Linked DNA regions of Homo sapiens: region 2 is linked to region 1. The links are chromatin loops, found by intact Hi-C in ENCODE. Cell type or tissue: GM12878. All regions are shown on one strand. Each heading gives the region's core, and the rest is flanking DNA. Links, peaks and the distances in the headings are about the cores only. Region 1 has its middle 60 kb from the start of LINC01845. Region 2 overlaps LINC01845 (long intergenic non-protein coding RNA 1845).

The links. Peaks named below come from ENCODE experiments on the same cell type or tissue, not always from the same donor. Only the 100,000 strongest peaks of a DNase experiment are listed, where the experiment ranks them.
Region 2: a loop joins it to region 1, with 7 times the contacts of the local background. A loop is called at or near these places in 3 of 110 quality-filtered maps.

What each region holds. Positions count from the first base shown.
Region 1 is chr5:159,401,404-159,412,036 of GRCh38, reverse strand. No RefSeq gene overlaps it. Among named protein-coding and RNA genes, the nearest start is that of LINC01845, 60 kb to the left of the region's middle. In GM12878, for the core only: no CTCF peak of the experiment used is centred there; a DNase peak (open chromatin) is centred at 6,216.
Region 2 is chr5:159,451,857-159,462,489 of GRCh38, reverse strand. LINC01845 (long intergenic non-protein coding RNA 1845) reads left to right here. Exons shown (of 7, transcript NR_027110.2): 3 at 2,841-2,949; 4 at 3,689-4,065; 5 at 8,959-9,101; 6 at 9,697-9,908. Among named protein-coding and RNA genes, the nearest start is that of LINC01845, 9.1 kb to the left of the region's middle. RefSeq lists enhancers at 3,678-3,847, 5,360-5,699. In GM12878, for the core only: no CTCF peak of the experiment used is centred there; DNase peaks (open chromatin) are centred at 3,220 and 4,019; H3K4me3 peaks cover 1,195 bases; H3K27ac peaks cover 1,365 bases.

The DNA of each region.
Region 1 (10,633 bases), core at 5,223-7,722:
GAAAAAAAATAGGGTTGAAACAGATGGTGTCCTGCCAGAGTCACCTCTTAGGCCCTGGAGACAAGCTCCAGAAATAATCTAAAGGCCTACGTTGGACACCAGGTCCTTCCTTAGTGGCTGAACCTTTGCTCTCAGAGACCAAATAGCTCTTGTATAGCTAATGCCCAGCTATAAGTGAGAGAATGCTGGGTGAGCTTAAAGGAACACCCCTTCTAATAACATCTGGAAGCTTCACCAAACCAGCAAAGACAATGTCCTTCAATTATAATTGCAGCGATGAACCAATAACCCATCAACCAAATCATGAACATCATGGAGAAAGGAATTACTGTTTTTCACAGAGGTGAAGATCGCTTTATCTTTGGCAGAACTGATCTGAAGGGAAATTGTAAGAGACATGAAATTTAACTTTCCTGGCATTTGTGAATATTTCTTCTTTTAATAACCTGGATTCCATGAAACCAGGAACCTCTTTCTGTAGCATCCCTTGCAGGCCTGCCATCACATTTACTGCCAGTGCCTCACCTCTCTTGCCTTCATCCAAATTTCCCTTTCATTGGCCTAGTTTTCTGGAGCTCTTTGCTGGGAGACAGACAACTGCCTGTTCTGAGAAACCATTCCATTCTAAAGTGATAATGGATGCTGCAATAGGTAGAATAATAACCCCTCCAAATATATCCATGACCTAATCCCCAGAATCTTTGAATATGTTACGACATAGCAAAGGGGACTGTGCAAATGAGATTAAGGTTAAGTACTCTGAGATTATCCCGCATTACCCAGGACAGCCTAATCCAACCACGAGTCCTTAAAAACGGGGTCAGTTTCCTTAAAAATGAGTCAGAGAGGTGAGAGGAAAGAAGAGTTTCTGACTTTGAAGATGGCAGAATTGGGCGTGAGTCAAGGAATTCGGGTGGCCTCTAGAAGCTGGGAATGTCCCTCAGTGATAGCCAGCAAGGAAACAACATCTCAGTCCTACAACCAGAGGAAATGAATTTTGCCAGCGACCTGAATGCGCAAGGAAAGAGATCCTCCCCTAGAGCTTTCAGAAGGCACATACCCCTGCTGACACCTTGATTTTAGCCCAGTGAGACCATGTCAGACCCACAGAACTGTAAGAGAATAACTTTGCATTGTTTAAACTACAATACTTGTGGAAATCTGGGGTGTTTTTTTTTTTTTCTAGCAACAGTGCTAACATGAGACTCAGTCAGTAGGGATTTCAGTTTGTTTTCTAAAGCAACCATTACGGTACAACGTGGGGGAAAAAATGTGTGCATTTTGGAGCAAGCAAGTTGTTTTGCCACAGTTTGTGGTCAGGTGTGTACACATTCATCTGTCCAATAAACATTTATGGAATGCCTACTATGTACTAGGCACATAGCTCCCTACACATATGCTTCCTTTTAGATCATATCTACATAAGTGGATTCAGTCAGCCAGCAAGTCAACAAATGTTCACTGAGCATCTACTATGTACTAGGTACAAGGACAACTCAATTGGGATTCACTGAAAGGTTCTTTAAGCTGTGTGCCTGGGGAGCCTGAGATTCCAAATTATGCAAAGTAAGATTGGAAGCAGACAGCACTGAAGTCTGTTTTCAGAACAGCTATGAGATATTGTCTTCCTTTTATAAATGAGAAAACTCATGCCTAGAGGGATTAATTGACCAAGTCACACCATCAGTAAGTGATGGAGCTGGAATTTTTTAATTAAAAACAAGTAACAGGGCCTGGCGCAGTGGCTCACACCTGTAATCCCAGCATTTTTGGAGGCTTGAGTCCAGGAGTTCAAGACCAGCCTAGGCAACATGGTAAAACCCCGTCTCTATAAAAAGTACAAAAATTAGCTGCGCATAACATAAACGCTTAACACAAAATGTACCATCTTAACCATTAGCCACTTTAAGCATACATTTAAGTAATGTTAAGTACATTCACATTATTGTGCAACCAATCTCCAGAACTCTTTTTATCTGGCAAAACTGAAAGTCTACACTCATTAAACAACAACTACTCATTCCTCCCTCCCCACAGCCCCTTCTAACCACCGTTCTACTTTCAGTCTCTATGAATTTGACTTTTCTAGCTACCTCATATAAGTGAAATCATACAGTATTTGTCTTTTAGTGACTGGCATATTTCACTTAACATGTTCGTGTTGTAGCAGGTCAGAATTTCCCTTGTTTTTAAGCCTGAATAATATTCCATTTTGTGCATATACCACTTTTTTTTTTTTTTTTTTGAGACAGTGTCTCACTCTTTCACCCAGGCTGGAGTGCAATGGCACCATCTTGGCTCACTGCAGCCTCGACCTCCTGGCTCAAGTGATCCTCTCATCTAGCCTCCCAAGTAGCTGGGACTATAGGTATGCATCACCACACCCAGCTAATTTTTGTGTTTTTTGTAGAGACAAGGTTTCACCATGTTGCCCAGGCTGGTCTGAAACTCCTGAGCTCAAGCGATTCACCTGCCTCAGCCTCGGCTGGGATTATGGGCATAAGCTATCATGCTCACCCTATATACCACATTTGTTTATCATTCTTCTGTCGATGAACACTTGGATTGCTTCCATTTGGGGATTCCATTTTGTCAACAGTGCTGCTATGAACATGGTGTACCAATACGAGACCCTGCTTTCAATTCTTTGGGGTGTATACCAATGGAGCTGGAATTTGAAAGCAGATCTCTCTGGCTCCGACACCCATTCTCTTTCCAGGGTGCCACACAGCCTAGAGGGAAATTGTGGCTTGCCATGCTGCAGCTAACCAGATACAAAACATTTTTTGCTCATATTCCATTCTACATGGATCAGATCAAGCTAGTTTTACTCTATGATTATCCAGTGATAAAAATACAACCTGATATACTGCACTAGGAATAAATTTCAAACTCCTTGGTCCTAGTGATCTGGCCTGCGCCACCTTTTCCAACCCCATTTCACACCACTTGCTGTATTTGCCATGCTCTGTGTATTTCTATCCCTCAACACACCAAGCTTGCTCCCACTCCAGAGCCTGTGCGTTTGCTATCCATTCTCCTTAGGACTTTGCATAACTGGCCCCTTCTCTTCATTCAGGTCTCAGCTCAAATATCACCACCTTGAAGTGGAGGCCTTCCAGATGACCATTTGTAAAGTAACCCCTTCTATCACCATCTATCAAATTACTCAATTTTATTTTCTTAATAACTAGCTAAAAACAATTTATTTGCTTTTGATGTTTTCTAGTTCGTTATCTGACTCCCTCAGAAGAATGTACTTTCCACACAAATGTTACCCATCTTATTTTCCTAATATCCCCAAGCATAGAACCATGTCTGGCACACAGTGCTGCTTATTAGAATATTTGTCAAGTAAAGGAATGTGTAAGAATCTTCATTGTGACGTTGTTTATCATATCCCCAAAAAACCCAAAATAGTATGAATGTCCATCAGTGAGAAATGGTTAAATAAATGAGGTACATAATATGGACATTTCTACAGTCATTAAAAAGTTGAGATGACCCATTATTATTAACAAGCAAGAATGTTTTCAAGGTATGGTTGATTTTTTAAAAGCAAGGTGCGAAACAATAAGTATGCTATAATTCAAGTTTTGTAAGATATCAAAACTACAGGTGTACATGAATGCTTGGGACTATCCCATGTACGGGTGAAAGGGAGGGCTCCCCTTGGCCCTCTGAGGATTTGCTGAAATACCAACTCGCGAAAGGCAGGTTAATTGGAGAAAAGGCATACAAATTTATTTAATGTGCATACACAGGGGACTTCAGGATGAAGAACAAGGATACAGGGGAAATTGTCCATTTTTATGCTTAGGTTCAACAAAGTGTGAACAGCCATGTAGAAATAGGATTAGGGAAAAAAAAAAAAAAAGGTCTAATCTAATGCTAATAGACTGAGCAGGGAAACCCAGCAAGGCCTGTCTGTCGAAGTTCTTCTTGGCCTCTCTGAGCAGCATTCCTTCCTTCTGGGAATGGGGCAGACCCCTCTCTGGAATGGGGGTCAAACAAGGTAGGTCAGCTAATCTCTTCATGGCCAATTTTTACACAGAAAGGCAGAGGGGAACACTGGCATAATAATTCTAGGTTTTGTGGCTGTCTTTGGAGAAAAGGGGTTCTGGTTCCTATGCCCTACCTTGGGAAAAAGGGATTCTAGTTTCTCTGGCTAGCCTTGGGGTAGAAAGGGGCTGAGAGACAGGAGGGCAGAGGTCAGAGAAAAAGGTTTTGGCTTCTGAAGCCTTTATTTTGGGGTATTGTTTTCTGAGTCCCAACACCCACCAGCAGTTGTGCCTGGGGAACAAGATTACAGAGAGTAAAGAGATATTTTCCATTTTTCATTTCATACACCTTGTATTGTCAGAATGTTTCACTATTAGCTTCAATTGCTTTTGTAATGAAAACAATCCTATTATATTTGCTGAAGTGTTTAGACAAGGAATATACTGATGTTTGCAATTAGCTTTAAAATACAGTATATAAACAATAGGATGGGTTGAGAGATGGATAGAGGATTAGATAGATGAATATGTGATAAAGCAAGGACAGAAAAGTATTCATTGTAGAGTTGAGACGACAAATAGATGGGTGTTCATGGTGCAAGTCTTTCAACTTTCTGATTGTTCAAAAATGTTCATAATAAAATCTGGGGGTAGAAATCTTACTATTCTCGAATGCCTACCATGCATCAGACATGCACTGTGAGTTTCTTGAGTTCATGTTCATGTTGCTGCAATAGCACCTAAATGGCATCACAGCCCATTGTCGTGACCCCCCGCCAATTCATGCTGCCAGTTATGCCACAGGACCCTTGCATCCTAGAAAACCAAGATTCAGCAGCAGAGCTGCCTACATTTGGATGTGGTGTCCCTGTACTGGACAGCCCAGTGCCTCAAAGGAAGATTGGGTCAGAGTGTCAAAGAATCTGTATTTGTCCAAGTTCTAGCAGAAAACAAGAAGCATCCTCAAAACAGTCAACCGGAGACAGTTTGCTGAAGGCACTAAATTCAGAGGTGTGGTAGAACTAGGGAGCGGCTGGGGATGGAAGCGCACACTGAGAAGACATTACTACCCCTAGGCCTAAAGGGCTGGGAAATTGTAAGGTTTCTAGAGCTCAGCCAATGGAAGCCGTGGGCACAGGAAACAGACACTTCCCAGGATGCAGTAAAGGGGGCACTGAGGGATTAATGACCCTGCTTCTCTCTTTTCCCACAATCCCTTCTTCTGCTAGTGCCTTCCATCACCAAACCTCACAGGAATCCGGAGAGTAGGAGTGGCCAAGTGACAGTGGCTTTGGAGGTCAGCATTCCAGACAGCAAGCTGGACAGAGCATGAATCTGGGGATAGAGTAGGAGCACGGATGGGCAGTCAGAAAAAATAATAATAATAATAAGAGCAATAATCTTACAACTGGCAGAGACTTGCATCCAACTAATCTTATAATCCATCATCCAATACAAGTCATTTAGAGAAATGGGCCAGGCACAGTGGCTTATGCCTGTAATCCCAGCACTTTGGGAGGTCGAGGTGGGTAAATCACTTGAGGTCAGGAGTTCAAGACCAGCCTGGCCAACATGCAAAACCCCATTTCTACTAAAAATACAAAAATTAGCCTGGCATGGTGGCACATGCCTGTAATCCCAGCTACTTGGGAGGCTGAGGCAGGAGAATCGCTTGAACCTGGGAGGTGGAGGTTGCAGTGAGCCAATATCACACCACTGCACTCCAGCCTGGGCGATAGAACAAGACTCCATCTCAAAAAAAAGAAGAATGAAAGAGGTTATTATTAATCATTCTACCAAGTCTACAGGCAAAGCCAGAACTGCATGGCTACTCTACTTTCATCATCTATTTCAGTCCCTCAATTTGCAGATGGGGTCACTGAAGAGACCCAGACAGGTAAGGTGACTTGCAAAAGGTTGCACAGCAGGTCAGGGGCAGAGGTGGAAAAAGTCTCGACTGCTGACACGCAGGCTGGGGACCTTGATTTTTCACCACTTGGTCACAATGATCAGGCTCAGCAAAACACCCCTCCAGGCTACTACAATACGCTCAGACGACTCTGGGGAAAGGACAGCTCATCTGTGTGTCCCAAGAAGCATGTGGTTTGAAGCTCCTTTTTTTCTTATATTTTTTTCTTCCCCCTTTTTGTGGTCAAATACTGGGCTGGCTAGAGGGGAAGCACTCAGGTGTCAGTGGGGTTTCACTGCTATTTCATTACATAAGTGAAAGCCTGCAACCGGGAGAATGAAATGCAAAACAGGGCCATCTGACAAGCTCCCTGGCTCTTCCCTGAGGGGCTGCAGGGCTGCCTCAGTCACCCCTCGTGGTGCCTTCTTGTCTCTGGGGACAGGCTGTTGAGACTTCTGGGAAATACCCGTTCAGTGAATTCCTCATCCAACAACTATGACTTGAGCATTTTTTAAGTCGCAGGCACTGTGCTATATAAGGATGATGAGAAAGACATGGTCATTGCCCTTATTAAAAGATCCCATTATAGAAGATAATAGGATATTACGGGTGGTGGTTAATGGACATATATACAAATAAATTAATTACAGACCGCAGCGCTAGAAGGGAAATAGAGTGCTCTGAAAAACAGTAATAATGGCCAACTATTAATGTCATCCTTTCTCCACAACTGCTCCGTAAGGTACAAACAATTATTACTTCCATCTTACGGAAGTGGGAACTGTGGCAGAGAAGTCAGGTGATTGCCCAAGGTCAATTCACTGGTATGTATCAGAGCCGAACTTGAACCCGTGAGTGGTGTTTCAGAGCCTGGGTCTTAACCACTGTCTATGTTGGGGAGCATATACTTAGAAAGGCATGGAAGGCCCTTCCAAGGAGGGGGCAGAAGAATGATCTAGGCAGAAAAAGGAGCAATGGTCAATGTACAAAGTGGAAAGAGAGCCTGGGGTGCTCTGTAATTTGTCAGAAGGCCTGGGAGATTGGGGCGGGGGTTGGATTTTACTCTAGTTGCACTTTACAAAGTGTCTTCGCAGACATACATTTTCCTAGGTTACCATCAGAGAGCCTGGTAATCCCAAGTGGCCATGGTATTATCCATGTTTTACAGAACAGCGTACATTGTTTTTGGGAACTCAGGGCAAAGGTGAGACTGGCCCCTGTGACTTTGGACTCATGTCCAGTGCTCTCTCTATGCAACCCCAGCTCAGGAACAAGCCACCTCTATGGTTCCTTAAGTACAATGCACCAAGGTAATGCCAGCTCCTCTTGTTCCCTTCTCTGCCTTCTCCCACCCCAGGATTCACCTCTCCAGCTGCCTCAACAACCTAATTTCTAGGGGAAGCTGATAAACAAATCTGTGCTCATTTGCTAATAGGTAATAAAAAACCCTGTTGGAAACCTACAGACAACTTGTCTTTACATCCCTGTGAGAACTTACAACAGCCTTTCCATTTTTCCAGTCATAAGATCAGCCTCAAGCTATTAGACATTTCCTTCTCTGCCAAAGAGGAAGTCATTCGTTGATTAATAGCCTATTCCCAGAGGAATCTAGCCAGAGTTTGAGCCCAGGCTTCTGGTTAACAGGTGGCAGTTTGCAGATGCCAATAAAATAAGCATTGTTCAAAGCACCTAATTCCTTGTCTGTGAATAATGATCTCTTCAGCCTCAGAAACCAGTCCCAGGAGATCAGAGCAGCAGGCTCCACACCCCCAGGGCTCTCAGCCCCTCAGCATGGCCCCAAACACTGCCTTCCTCTCTGCCTCAACTAGTGCCATGTCCTACCTTGACCTTGGGGCCCAGATGCCCCAGACCCTTCACAGCTCCCAGAGCACACCATGTGACAGCCTTCCCCACCTCCTTCCCAGGCTGTCTCCTTTACACCTGTGAAACATAACCCAGAGACGCCTCACCCAGGAAGCCTTCCCTGACCGTCCCGCCTCTTCTCGGTGCTTTCATAATCATAATTCTCCGAGTTCCTAGGACATGCTGCACACTCTGTTACACACTCCCCAGGGATTATCTCAATCTCATAGCAATTTAGAGACACATCCTACTGTTTTATCATTGAAGAAACCAAATCACAGGGCTGTGCCCATAGCCAGGCAAGGAGTGCTGGAGGGGAATACAAACCCAGGATCATCACCCTCTCCCATGCTCACCATCACAACTAACATTTATTGGGCACTTACAGCATACCTCCCATAGCCCTAAGCCCTTGACATACATTTTCTCATCGAATCTTCACAGTAATCCTACGCAATTTAGTCACTATAAGGTATGTGTTATTAGTATATCCATTTTGAAGATGAGAGAGGTTTAATTATTTTGCTAAATCACACATTCAGCAAAGTACACCACCACAATGCACTGAAATTGCCCAGATTAGGTGACACAGCTAGTAATTTACCCAACATCCCTTCTTCTCCTCTTTCATAATAACAAGACTATATTGTTAGAGATGACAATGTGCCCAGTTTAAAAAAGAAAAAATAAAGGCTAAACAAATTATCTCCTATCCTCCTTTGGAGATAGGGCAGGCAATGAAACGTAAGTCAACATCATGGGATAGGGGCCCTAGGAAAGCAATTTAAAGAGGGTGTACTCTGGCCAGGCACCATGGCTCATGCCTGTAATCCCAACAGTTTGGGAGGCCAAGGCAGGTGGATCACCTGAGGTCAGGAGTTTGAGACCAGCCTGGCTAACGTGGTGAAACACTGTCTCTACTAGAAATACAAAAAATTAGCTGGGCGTGGTGGTGGGCACCTGTAACCCCAGTTACTGGGGAGGCTGAAGCAGGAGAATCGCTTGGACCCGGGAGGTGGAGGTTGCAGTGAGCTGAGATGGCGTCATTGCACTCCAGGCTGGGTGACAGAGCGAGACTCTGTCTCAAAATAAATAAATAAATAAAGAGGGTGTACTTGGCTAACACCATTTTGCATTTCTGCCTTTTTCCCTCCTCCTGCTTGAGACATGCAGTGTGGATTTCCAACAGCTGTCTTATGACCACGAAGCAATCCTACTAAACATTGCCAAGCAGAAGAATCAAAGGAACTTGGGTTCCCGGTGACATCACAGAGGTCCCAAACCAGCCCTGGGCCACCCAGCTCCAAATTACAAGGAATTTGGAAGAAAAAGAGACCCTTGTTTAAATCTCTATTGTTTTGATTCTCTATTACTTGAAGCCAAATGCAATTCCTCACTCATTTACTTTGCTATGTGTCTGATGACCTGTTCCCTGAGCCGTGAGGTCCTCAAGACTGAATATGCTGCCCTCTTGGTCTCGGTACCAGTGTCCCTAGCACAGCACCTGCTCACTGTAGTCACTCAAATCAACCGCTTCTTGCCATTCTACTCCCCCTACCCCTGCCTGGGCAAAGGAGGTCATGTTAGGAAAACAGACATCTCCCCTTATATGAGAGGTAACAACACCAAATTAAGGGAAGGATGAAGAAAAGCATGAAGGGAAAGAAAGTGAGTCCCACCTGTGAAGCAGGGGACTGGGAAGGGCCCATGCTGGCTGAGTGCCAGAGCTCCACTTGGTCTTCTGTCTCAAGCCATGGTGATGTCATTTCCATGCCTGGGAAACCCAGGGCCAGTAGCCAAATCAAATCTGGAGAGTGGAGTCAGCAGAGTACCTGAGCCTGAGCTCAATATCAGCTTATGCAAAACAGCCAGCATCCCAAGTGTTGCAATTTAAGGCGCTCTGAGGATGGCCTCATGCCCACTGTCTCCACCAAACCTGAAGTCCCTCCACAAGCAGCTGATGCCAGTAGGGTGAAAGGCTTTCCATGCTGTGGTCCCGGGACGAGTGCACTGGCTGTTGGGGAAGTCAGCTTCTCAGAGGCTCAGTTTTCTCCTCTGCACAGTGGAAATAATACTGCCTTCCCCTGCTTCCATACAGGAGCCAGGAAGAGGATCAAGTATAAAAATGGACAGGAAAGCCCTCTTATAAACACTGAACCTTTACACAAACCCAAGGTAATGGGTGTATATTTGTTTTTCTGAGGTGGCCTCTGCATCCACAATTATGGAAGGTTCCTTCCAGATCCTAAATACTACATTCATTATAATCTTTTTCTACACTCAAGTGTAAGCTGCTGATAAAAGGTTTTTTCTGAAAAAGACATCTTCTGAAATCGAAAAGGTGGGCATAGGGTGGAGTTCCATAGCAGTGAAAATAGAAAGCCAAGAGAATGGAAGACAGATGCATGAGAAGGAGACCATGCTGTTCACATAATTTGTAGCTCTGGGATGGTGGAAGGAGGGAACTAAGATGAATTGGTTGGTTTGCTTGTTTCTGGCTCCTCTGGAGATGGAATATTCAAGCTATAGGTGATCTTCCTTAGCTTAGATATTTACAAAACATTAACTTAATTTCTTTAGGGAAGTGAGCCTGGGAGTTTGAGCAGATGGGAGGAAAAAGGACTTTTAAACTTTATGCCTTTCCAAATATTTTTGTTTTTACCACAATGCATTTTTTTAACAAGTTGGGCTGATCACAAGGTCAAGAGACCGAGACCATCCTGGCCAACATGGTGAAACCCTGTCTCTACTGAAAATACAAAAATTAGCTGGGCGTGGTGGTGCATGCCTACAGTCCCAGCTACTCAGGAGGCTGAGGCAGGAGAATCGCTTGAACCCGGGAGGCAGGGGTTGCCGTGAG
Region 2 (10,633 bases), core at 2,772-5,271, 53 kb before region 1:
ATAGGGCATTATTTGCTTGCCCTGAGGACTTCTTTTGTGAATTAATGTCTCCTATTAAATATGAAATCCAAGATAATAAATTGTCCTAAAGGGCTCAGATGTCTTTAATCGTGGTTTTATCTACTCCCCCAGGCCTGGTGACTTCTAATGAGTTCCAGCTCACATCCTGAATGAATTATCGTTGGAGGAGTGTGTGCACTCAGTGAAAATAAACTAGCAGAGACTCATGTTTACTCTTTAATTCCCTATCCAAAAATAGTTTCCTTTTTAAAGAATATTTTTCAAATAGAGGAGTGAATGCTGACTAGCCCCTTGTGTTTTGTTCCCCATGCTCCCAAAAAAGAGCCACACACACAGTTGGATTTATGGACTACAGTAATACGAACTTGAAACATCTGTGACCTTCGACAAGTCTTTTCCCTATCCCAGGCCTCGGTTTATTCATCTATAAAATGAGGAGACTGATAGCTACCTCTCATGGCTGTTAGGAGGATTCATGCAAATAAACTGTCTAGTTCAGCATATATAGTCAACGTTGAGTCTTTGGAAAGGTTAATTTTTTTTTTTTGGAGAGATGGAGTCTCGCTGTGTCGCCCAGGCAGAGTGCAGTGGCACAATCTCAGCTCACTGCAACCTCCGCTTCCCAGGTTCAAGCAATTCTCCTGCCTCAGCCTCCTGAATAGCTGGGACTACAGGTGCACGCTGCCAGGCTTGGCTAATTTTTTTTGTATTTTAGTAGTGATGGGGTTTCACCGTGTTGCCCAGCCTGGTATTGAACTCCTAAGCTCAGGCAATCTGCCCGCCTCGGCCTCCCAAAGTGCTAGGATTACAGGCATGAGCCACTGTGCCCGGCCTATATTTTATAATGCTATAAAAAGTTGTGTATAAATTGAATTTGGGAAATCCATCCTGTTTTCCTATTGATTTACTTGATTTCAGAGATACTTCATCTTTTTACTTTACTTCTGCCAGAATTATAACAGATGATGGCTCCAAAATGATTTTCTGCCTGCCTCTGCTTTCTCTAAAATAGTCATGATCTATAAGCAAATTCTTAAATGCCTTAGGGAATTATGTTGATAGGAATCCTGTGTTGAAGTAATGCAGTTGCCTATAAAATAAAGTATCACCTCCTAAATGATCCGGCTTGTAAGTTGGTATATTGAGTTTCCATAAGTTGAATCTACACCATGAGGATCTCTCCATTTCAATTTCCCCAGATACCTCATTGGTTAAAAAAAAAAATTAGGTGCAATTATTTTATGCTTTGAGAAGGGGAAGGATGAAGCTGCCCCCACTGCTTTCTATAGGATAGGTTACTGTTGCTGTTGTTTAAAGCTTTAATTTCTTAGAGCAGTTTTAGGTTCATATCAAAATTGAAAGGAAGGTACGGAATATCCCATACACCCTCTGCCCTGACACAAGCGTAGCCTCCTGTATTATCAACATCTCCCACCCCAGTGGTGCATTGGTTACAACTGATGAACCTCCATCGACACATCATCACCCAAAGTCCATAATGTATACAGTAGTGCCCGCTTATCCCCAAGGAATAGTTCCAAGACCCCCAGTGGACGCCTGAAACCTGGGATAGTACTGAACCCCATACACAATATGTTTTTCAGTCCTAACGAGTGGGTAGCATAGACAGTGTGGATATGCTGGACCAAGGGAAGATTTAAGTCCCAGGTAGGACAGAGCAAGATGGCTCAAGATTTCATCCACGCCACTCAGAATGGTGTGCAATTTAAAACTTGCCAATTGTTTATTTCTGGAATTTTTGTTTACTATTTTTGGACCACAGTTGATCACAGGTGACTGAAACCTTGGAAAGCAAAACCTCAGATAAGGGAGACTACCACATAAGGGTTCACCCTTGGTGTACATACTGTAGATTTGGACAAATGTATGATGACATGCATCCACCATGATAGTCTCATACAGGGTAGTTTCACTGACCTAAAAATTCTCTGCACTGTGCTTATTTATTACTCTCTCCAGGCTAACCCCTAGCAACCACTGGTCTTTTCACTGTCTCCATAGTGTTGCCATTGTTTTGTTTTGTTTTGTTTGTTTTCTATAATTACTTCTTCTTTCAGCATCTGGAAGAGGAAAGGGCTTGTAGGCAGGGTCCCTCCCAGCCCTGGTGGTGAGGGAATAGCTTTGAGTGTGAGCATGTGAATCTCAGAGTGGGTGAAAGGAAGAGAGCTGAACTTCTGAACGGGAGCCTGAGTCTGGGTGGAGATGGAGCCACTGACAGAAAGAGCCCTTTGTCCAAACAGCCACCATCTCTCTTCCCAGCACCTTTTGCCCCCTTCCCTCATGCATTCCTTACAGGGCTGCTGCAACCCCACCGAGAAGAAACCAAAACCCGGAGGGACTCTAGTCAAGGGCACCATGACTTCCTCTTCCACTCTGAGGGAATGAGTCATCCTCTGGTTTCTCCATTGATTAAAAGAAGAATATAAATATGTACTCCCCTGGGGGAAACCATGCAGTCTAAGGATGAAACCTCAGCCATTATTTATATGTTTAAGATCTACTTTGGTCCTGGCAGGTGCGTCAGGTTATGAGGAGGCACTCTGAGAAGGAAGCCAAGAGCAAAAGATTAGAAAAGAAAATAGTTGAGGATATTTTCACCTAAACTCCTGTTGTGGGTATAAAATTCACAGTCACAATTCTGGAAAAACTGTTTCTATGATTGACACAAAAAAACCAAATCAATCTTTTTACATCAAGATAACACCACTCAAAAGAGATTACAGCCCATCTCTTTTGAGTAATTTATTCACCTGAATTGAAAGTTCTCTCTCTCCCTTTTCTCCTTCTTGTCTCCCCAGGAGCGAAATTAAGTTCCCAGACTTGTTATACCCTCCTGACTTGTTCTCCCCTTCCTTGGGAAGGGCATCTGTTCCAGGCAGGTAACACCTGTCATCCTGGCTGGTCTAGGTAACACCCAATGTCATGGCTGGGCATTGGCTTTTTTCCTTATCACACACACTTCTAAAGTGTCCACAGCTGATGCGACAGTGGCACAGTAAATGTAGGTTGTCCTCCCTGTGACTCGGCCTCCACTTGGTTCTCTTGATCCTGTTGTGCTCTCTCTCTCAGCCCCAACTTTTGGCTCATCCATACTAAGACTCTGCCACAGTGTCCCCTCAAACCACATCACAATGATCCCATGCAAATAACTGGTTCTGACTTCTTAACTACCTTCCTCTACTCTACCACAGGGCATTGAACATTTTCAGATCTCACACACACCCACTGGACCTGAGGGAAACTCAGAGACAGAGTACTGGGGAATATCTCAAATCCTTTCCACTCAAAATGCCAGCATACTGCTCAACTGAGGCCACCTCATGTTGGCATGGGGCACCCCAACAGACAAGTGGTCTCTTCCCAGGATTTAGATCCTGTTTTTAGATCTCCAGCCCTCTCCACTCCTTGATGGGTTCTACACAAAGCAGGAGGGAAGGGGCAGGTAGAGGATAATCATTCTATCTTCAACCTGTTCAGAGTGTTGATGTGAATCCTTAGAGTATCCAAGGAGAAAATGTACATAAGACATTAAGCATGGGGCCTGGCACAGAGAAAGTGCTCTATCCATCTTACAAAGATTAAAGTATCCTCATCAGCTAGCACAGTCTAATATGTAATCAGTTACTTGATTGATTTGTTAATATAGCTGTGTTCTCGTCACCCATGCCGGCACAGTACCTTACACGTAAGAAGAGCTCAGAAATTCTTTGCTGAATTCATTCATTTTGAGGCATAAAATCCAATCTTCCTGAAGATAAGTCCTTTCCACTGAACTGGTGGGGTGTGGGGAAAGGGGTTGCTGGTACTTCATCTGGGGACCCCGAAGGGACCAGGATATGAGTTGGCTAGAAAAGGGGCAGGTAAGTATGGGGCTTTCCCACCCACAGTAGTCCTGCTTCATGTTCTTCTTTCACAATTATTTGACAGGGCACCCCATGAAATCAAGTGGCTAAGTCAGATTTAGGAAGTGGTTTTGAAATTGATGGGTGCAGGGAAGTACCCTTGAGTCAAAATCAGAAGAAAGTGAGTATTGCTGATTAAACACACTCCTCTTATGTTTGGGATGCAGCTGATGGGAAGCAGCTGTGGGAGGTGACACAGCAACAGGAGGGCCTCAGAACTGTGCCTCGCATACATCGGGAACATAAATGGTGAACGAGTGAATGAATGAATGAATGAATGCTTCCAGATGGGCATTCTAAACTTCATGTTTTTTGTTTGTTTGTTTGTTTGTTGTTTTTTTGTTTTGAGATGGGGTCTTGCTCTGTCACCCAGGCTGGAGTGCAGTGGCATAATCTCAGCTCACTGCAACCTCTGCCTCCTGGGTTGAAGCAATTCTCCCTGCCTCAGCCTCCTGAGTAGCTGGGATTACAGACACCCACCACCACGCCCAGCTAATTTTTGTATTTTTAGTAAAGATGGGGTTTTGCCATGTTGGCCAGGCTGGTCTCGAACTCCTGACCTCAGGTGATCTGCCTGCTTTGGTCTCCCAGTGCTGAGATTACAGGTGTGAGCCACCGCGCCTGGCCTAAACCTCACGTTTGATCCCCCTTTGTTCTGGGGTCACCCTGGTGTATGTTACTAGACAACACCTTGGCTATCTGAGCTTCCAAAATTGATGCAGATAGAACAGGAAATGCCCTTGGTGCACCTGTCACCTGAGCAGTAGTCTTTGCCCACTATGCAGTCTTTCATCCCCCACCCCCCTCCCTCCCTTCCTCTTGAGTCTCCAAAGTCCATTATGTCATTCTTATGCTTTTGCATCCTCATAGCTTAGCTCTCACTTATAAGTGAGAACATATGGTATTTGGTTTTCCATTCCTGAGTTACAGTAAGTTCTGTTTTATAGCAGAGTAGAGTAACTATAATTAACAACAATGTATTATATATTTCAAAATAGCTAGAAGAGAGGAATTAAAATGTTCCCAACATAGAGGAATGACAAATACTCAAGGTGATGGAAACCCTAAATACCCTGACTCGATTATTACACATTTGATGCATGAAACAAAATATCACATGTACCCCATTATATATCAATAAAAAAATTCAAAAAACATTTAAAAAAACAGCAAATGCCCAAAAGAGCATGATTCATTATTGCACATACATGAACAAATCCCTGGCACACCACACTTCAGCCCAACAGCAAATTAAACAAAAGCTAGCTACCTCAGAATGTCCTACAGTCTACTCAGTGTGGGCATCTGAGATGCATAAGAACCAGTAATCAGAGCTTTGTGGCAGGGCTGTAGGAATAAAATGTAATTCCTGCCATCAAGATACTTGTAACCTAGTTGGGAGAAAAAATAAACACAGAGATATAGATCTATTCACACTAGGAAATATGTTTGAAATTACATTTGGGTGATATAGTCATTTCATGCTACAGGTTCTGAAAATAGCAGGTGATATCTTGGAGGACCACAGAGGTGAGGGGAGACTTTCTGGAAGAGATGAGATGGCCTGAGTCATGAGCATGACTCAGATTCAGACAGAAAGTGGCTGGTGGAAGGGGGAGTCCCTGAACACTGAGGAGGCTGCATTTACATTTGTCACCTTGCTGGAGGATCCTCTGAGAAGACAATGGGGAGAGTCCCAGCTAATAATAATAGTCACCACATGTCAGGCATTGGGCCAAGAGTTTGGCATGAATTATCTCAGGGAATCTCTTCAACAACTCTCCCAATATCATGTGGCAGATACAGCTGGAGTCTCTTCTTCCTCCTTTGTGACAGGACTTCAATTTTGTTTGAGGCAACTATATGTTCAGTTAAAATACTTGATATCCCAGCTTTTTTTTTGCAGATAGTGTTGGTCATCTTGGCATAGTGTGTCCAACAAAGTATAAGATGTAGTCAGTGAATGGGGCTTTCCAGAAAGCTCTCCAAAGGGGTACAGATGTGGCTGGCTCACGTCTTCAGCTTCCTGCCATTTTCTCCATTCCCCTTTATCTTGCCTGCAACCAGGGCAGCCACCCTGTGGCTCTGGATGATTCTGGGAGCCTGTGTCCTTGATGAGTCCCTGGAACAATGGTACCAACCCTGGCTTGCCCACTTCTGAACTACTTATTGCATGAGAAAAACAAACTCCTATTTGGTTAAGTCACTGCCATCTAACCTCTGTGATTTCCAGCACATGCAATCTTAACACATATAGACAGGTGATGTTCGTACCTTGTTCACAGACTGGGAAACCAAGGCTCAGTAAGTGTCACTACTCATAAGCAGCAAATCCAGTATTTAAATCCAGACCAATGCAGAACAAGGCTGGTTGACTCCAAAGCTAGACTGAGAACCTGTGAAACTACTCCAGAGTCACATTAAAAATTAAAGAAAGAAAGCAAAGCAACCTTTAGCAACTTTTTAACCTCTCATATAACCTTTTCACAACCTACCTTTTATTAGATACTGGTAGGTGTCTCTCACTCCCAAAACACTGCTTCAGAATCTCCTAGAAGGCAGGACCAGGACTACAGCTTTAATCATGCTTATAGCACCAATTTCTTCCCCATTTCCCCATGCCCAGCTCTGGCTATGTGGGCACCCAAAAATACTGGATGGATTTAGTTTTTTTAAAAATCACTCAGGATAAAACTCAGGATTAAAAACATCACTCAGGATAACTGTCTCTGGGAAAGCCATCCCTTTATGTATGTGTGTGTGTGGTTGTGCATGTGTGCCTGAGGGTGTGTGTCACATTGTGCACATATGTGTAAATGGGTATCCAAGTGTCTGAGAGCAGGGGAAGAGGGAGAACTTTTTTATTGCTGTCAAATTCCATCCTTCCACTCAGCTCCTACAGACCTACAGTGACAGCACCAATGATTATATTAGCGATAACTAAACTTTTGTGCAGGACCTGAAAATTTAATTTCCTTGTGGGAAGCGGTAGAGAACTAAGCTTATTTGGGGCCAAGAACTCATGAACTTTCCCAGAAAAGAAAGAGAGAACAGCACATATAGCCACTGGCCTCTGATTTTTCTTGAAAAATAAAAAGGCACAAGCTCATTTTCAAATGTCTCCTTTAGAAACAGCTCCAGATTCGTTTTTCTCTGTACATACCCCACATCAGAGTGGGTAGGAAGACATAGCAGCCCTTGAAAACTCATTGAATTCATTCCAATTTATTCTGTGATTTGTGATTTTTTTCTTTTTTGTTTAAAGAAGTATAATTCCATCATTTTTTTTTCTTCTCAAGTTGCTTGGATGGTCAAGACCCTGTGATATATACTGCGTGTTCACCATGCACTAGAAACTGTTTTAAGAGTGTTTGCATGCTTTATCTCAGCTAATGTTTCCACTTTGAAGATCAGAAATCTGAGGCACAGAGAACATAAGTAACTTGCCTAGGGTCACATAGCCAAAAAATGGCAGAACTGGGATCCAAGCCCAAGCAATGTAGCTGCAATGCCCAAGACCTTAACCATACCATTGTATAGCCTCATAAGTCTGGAACTCCCCTCCTGGTGTCTGAGGATATGAGTTCTTTGAATATAAGCAAAAAATGGCACCTCTGCTTAATTTAAGCCAAAAAAAAAAAAAAAGAAAGAAAGTGGAAGGAGAGGAGAGGCACATGATCCATGGTTTTGAGAGGCAAAATCCCAGGAGAGCCTCCTTGTCCCCATCTTAGTTGAAGCTCATCCATTGAGTAGGGCTGGGCTGGGGACCTAAGCTAATCATCCCAGGTTGCTTGTGAAGAAATGGAAGGTGTGCCACCAGACCAAGAGGATATGGATATAAGGCAGGAGAAAATGAGGCATGTATATGCTGCCATGTCACCAAGAAAGGAACAGATCTGGAATGGAAGTTAGTTAATTTGAGGTTGAATTCTGATATAAACTTGGTACCATGAGATTGACATTCAGGTATTTTCAAAGTGATCCACCCTTAGAATTCATCCATTCACTCAATTGTGAATGTTCTTTCACTAAATAGTCCTTATTGTGCCCAAGTAGGGTACTGGGAGATTCACTATCCCCAAAGGGCTCCCAAAGAATGGTCAGGTGAGGACATCAGACATATGTGCCCATTCACGTTCCAAGCTCCATTACACATCATTGATAATCAGATGCAGGGATAGGTTCTGGGCATACAGCAATGACAAGTCAGATACAGTCCTTAACTTCCATGAGGCATATGCTCTGCATGCCTAATCCTTCAGCAGATATGACAAACTAGGATGAGCATTGTGATGGGGCAGTGCAATGGTCTGGGAAGGCATATAGCAGAGGAATGCAATTTGGAACATCCTGGATATTTTCCATTTAGCCACTCCCAGATCCACTTTCCACCTATTTCTATCCTTTTTTATACCCCCAGGAGGATCACATTTATGGATCCTTTGGTCCACTGGATCTTTGATCCACTGGCTCCCAGCTAGGTTCAACCAGTGGAGGCACTGGCAGGAGATTGGAGAGAAGAAGGAGGAGAACAAGATGGAGACATTTATTTGCCCAGCTCCCTCCCTGATAGGTGGCTATAGATTGGCTGCCTCCCTCTGCATGAGGCCACAGGTCCCCTGAGTTGCCCTGTCCTACATCCCTACAGCTACCACCACCTGGCCCCAGTAAGTGCTCCCTTCCTGCCTGTTCTAGCTTAGCAGGGGAGTGGCTGCCAGACCTTCTTAGCTCGTACTTTTCTTGTCAGATTCCCTTAAATCTGCCCACACCTTCAGGAAAGCCCTTTTATTTACTTTGTTTGAGTGAACCATGTTTCCTATAGGGGGAAGTAAGGTTTACCTAGGAAGTGACATAAAAGCAGATACATATAATTTAAGCAAAAATAGCAGACGGTAATGCACGAGGCGACCTGCAGAGCAATTAGTCCCAAAAGTAACTACCATGTGTGTTCTGTCAAAGAACTTTCATTCCCAGTCTTATTAATTCAATATTGTAAATGATATGTTAAAAATAGTGGGGGAATGCCGAAGAAACACTCAGAGTTAATGAGATGAATCCCCCTACATGAGCATTGTGGGATGTCTGCCCAACCCACACAGCCAAGATATGCTCCTTCAGGTGTGTCCTGCCCACCGACCACAGCTGACTGAACCACAGGTAGGCAGACACCAGGCCTAAGCTGGGCCAATGAGTTCCTCCCTTTTTGGGGACTGCGACTCAAGCACGTTCCTCCTTCTCTGCCGCCCACTTCTGAGGATAAGCAGAGGCCAGAGTTCCGGGTCCCACTTGCCATCACTGCACACAAACGTGCAGCAGCAGTCCATTGAGCATGTATGGTCCTCACTTATTTGTGTGTTTTTAACTGAGTCTCCTGGCAGATGGCAATTACAATATTTCTTGAAGGGGCAGCTTTTCTAATTGGTGCAATTGGGCCATGGGCAGGGCTGGGTATCCTCATGTCATACGTCCACCAATGCAGTGAAAGCCAGTCCAGAGAGAGAAGAGATGAGGTAGACATTCAGAGGAGCCAGAGATGAGAGACTGTGGCACCCAAAGTGAGAAGCTGTGAGAGCACGTCCCCAAGGCGCCTGTGCCACTTCCGGTCCAATCAGCCATTTCCACCCCTGGCTTCCCTAAGCTGCCTCTTACAATCAGTTCCCATAATTTGCTGAGGCGAGTTTGAGGAACTTTCTATTACTCGTCTAGGGGGATAACATTTCTAAGCTATTAACCAATGTGCTCTTTATTCTAGAATTTCCTTTTACCCCGGGCTGCTCCCCTTTTTGTGTTCAGCCCAGCAGTCTGCCTTCATTCCCTCAAGGAAGAGCTGACATAAAAGAAAGCAAAGGGGTGGCAAAAAAAAGAAGTTAATGATTAACCTTGAGCTTCAAGAGCTTAAGCATAGGCAAATAGGAAGGCTTCGTGCACATACAACATATTTGAGAGAATATGAGTGGAGTAAAGGTAAGGCGTCCTATTCCCAGAATGGAAAGACGTCCCTAGGCTGGAGAGTAAGGGGGCGGGGAGAATACAGACCAATTAGGACCTAATTTGTAGGACTCAAGGACAAGGTGGGAAAGCGTCTAGAGATGGCTCAGGCTCTGCTTGAGTCAGCACTGTCCTTCCATATTGCCCAGGAGCTATGCAGACCACTGGAGACACACCAGGGTCCATTCCACTGAGCACCATATGTTTCCTGAGCTAAGGCACCTGGGAAAATCCCCCCACCATGGGAGCCAGCACCTCACCACTGACTGCAGAAATGAGGTCCATCAGACTCTGGTACTTTCTTCAGTCCACTCTGAGCCACCCACCTTCTGTGGCACCCACCAACCAGAGTGACCACTTCAGCAAGCACTGTACATAGTATCGCCAGAGTAGCAGGATCAAGTGATGCGGCCACTTAGAGAACTTGTAGTTCAGCAAGAAATGAGACTTGATAAAAATATCATTTTATCTTTGTGGGCAAGCTGAGAAAATGAGGGTAAGATGGCAGCACATTTGGGGGAATTGGGAACCATCCGAACAACCGATGTGCTTGAAGCCTGATTAATTATGCCAGGGTCCACTTCGAAAGCAGTCTCTGTCCTCAGTCCTCAACTCTGTCCTATTCAGGTGGCAGCTAATCAAAGTAGAGGCCATTTCCTGACTCAGCAGAAAAGAGAGTCATGATCAGCTGCAAGGTCTGC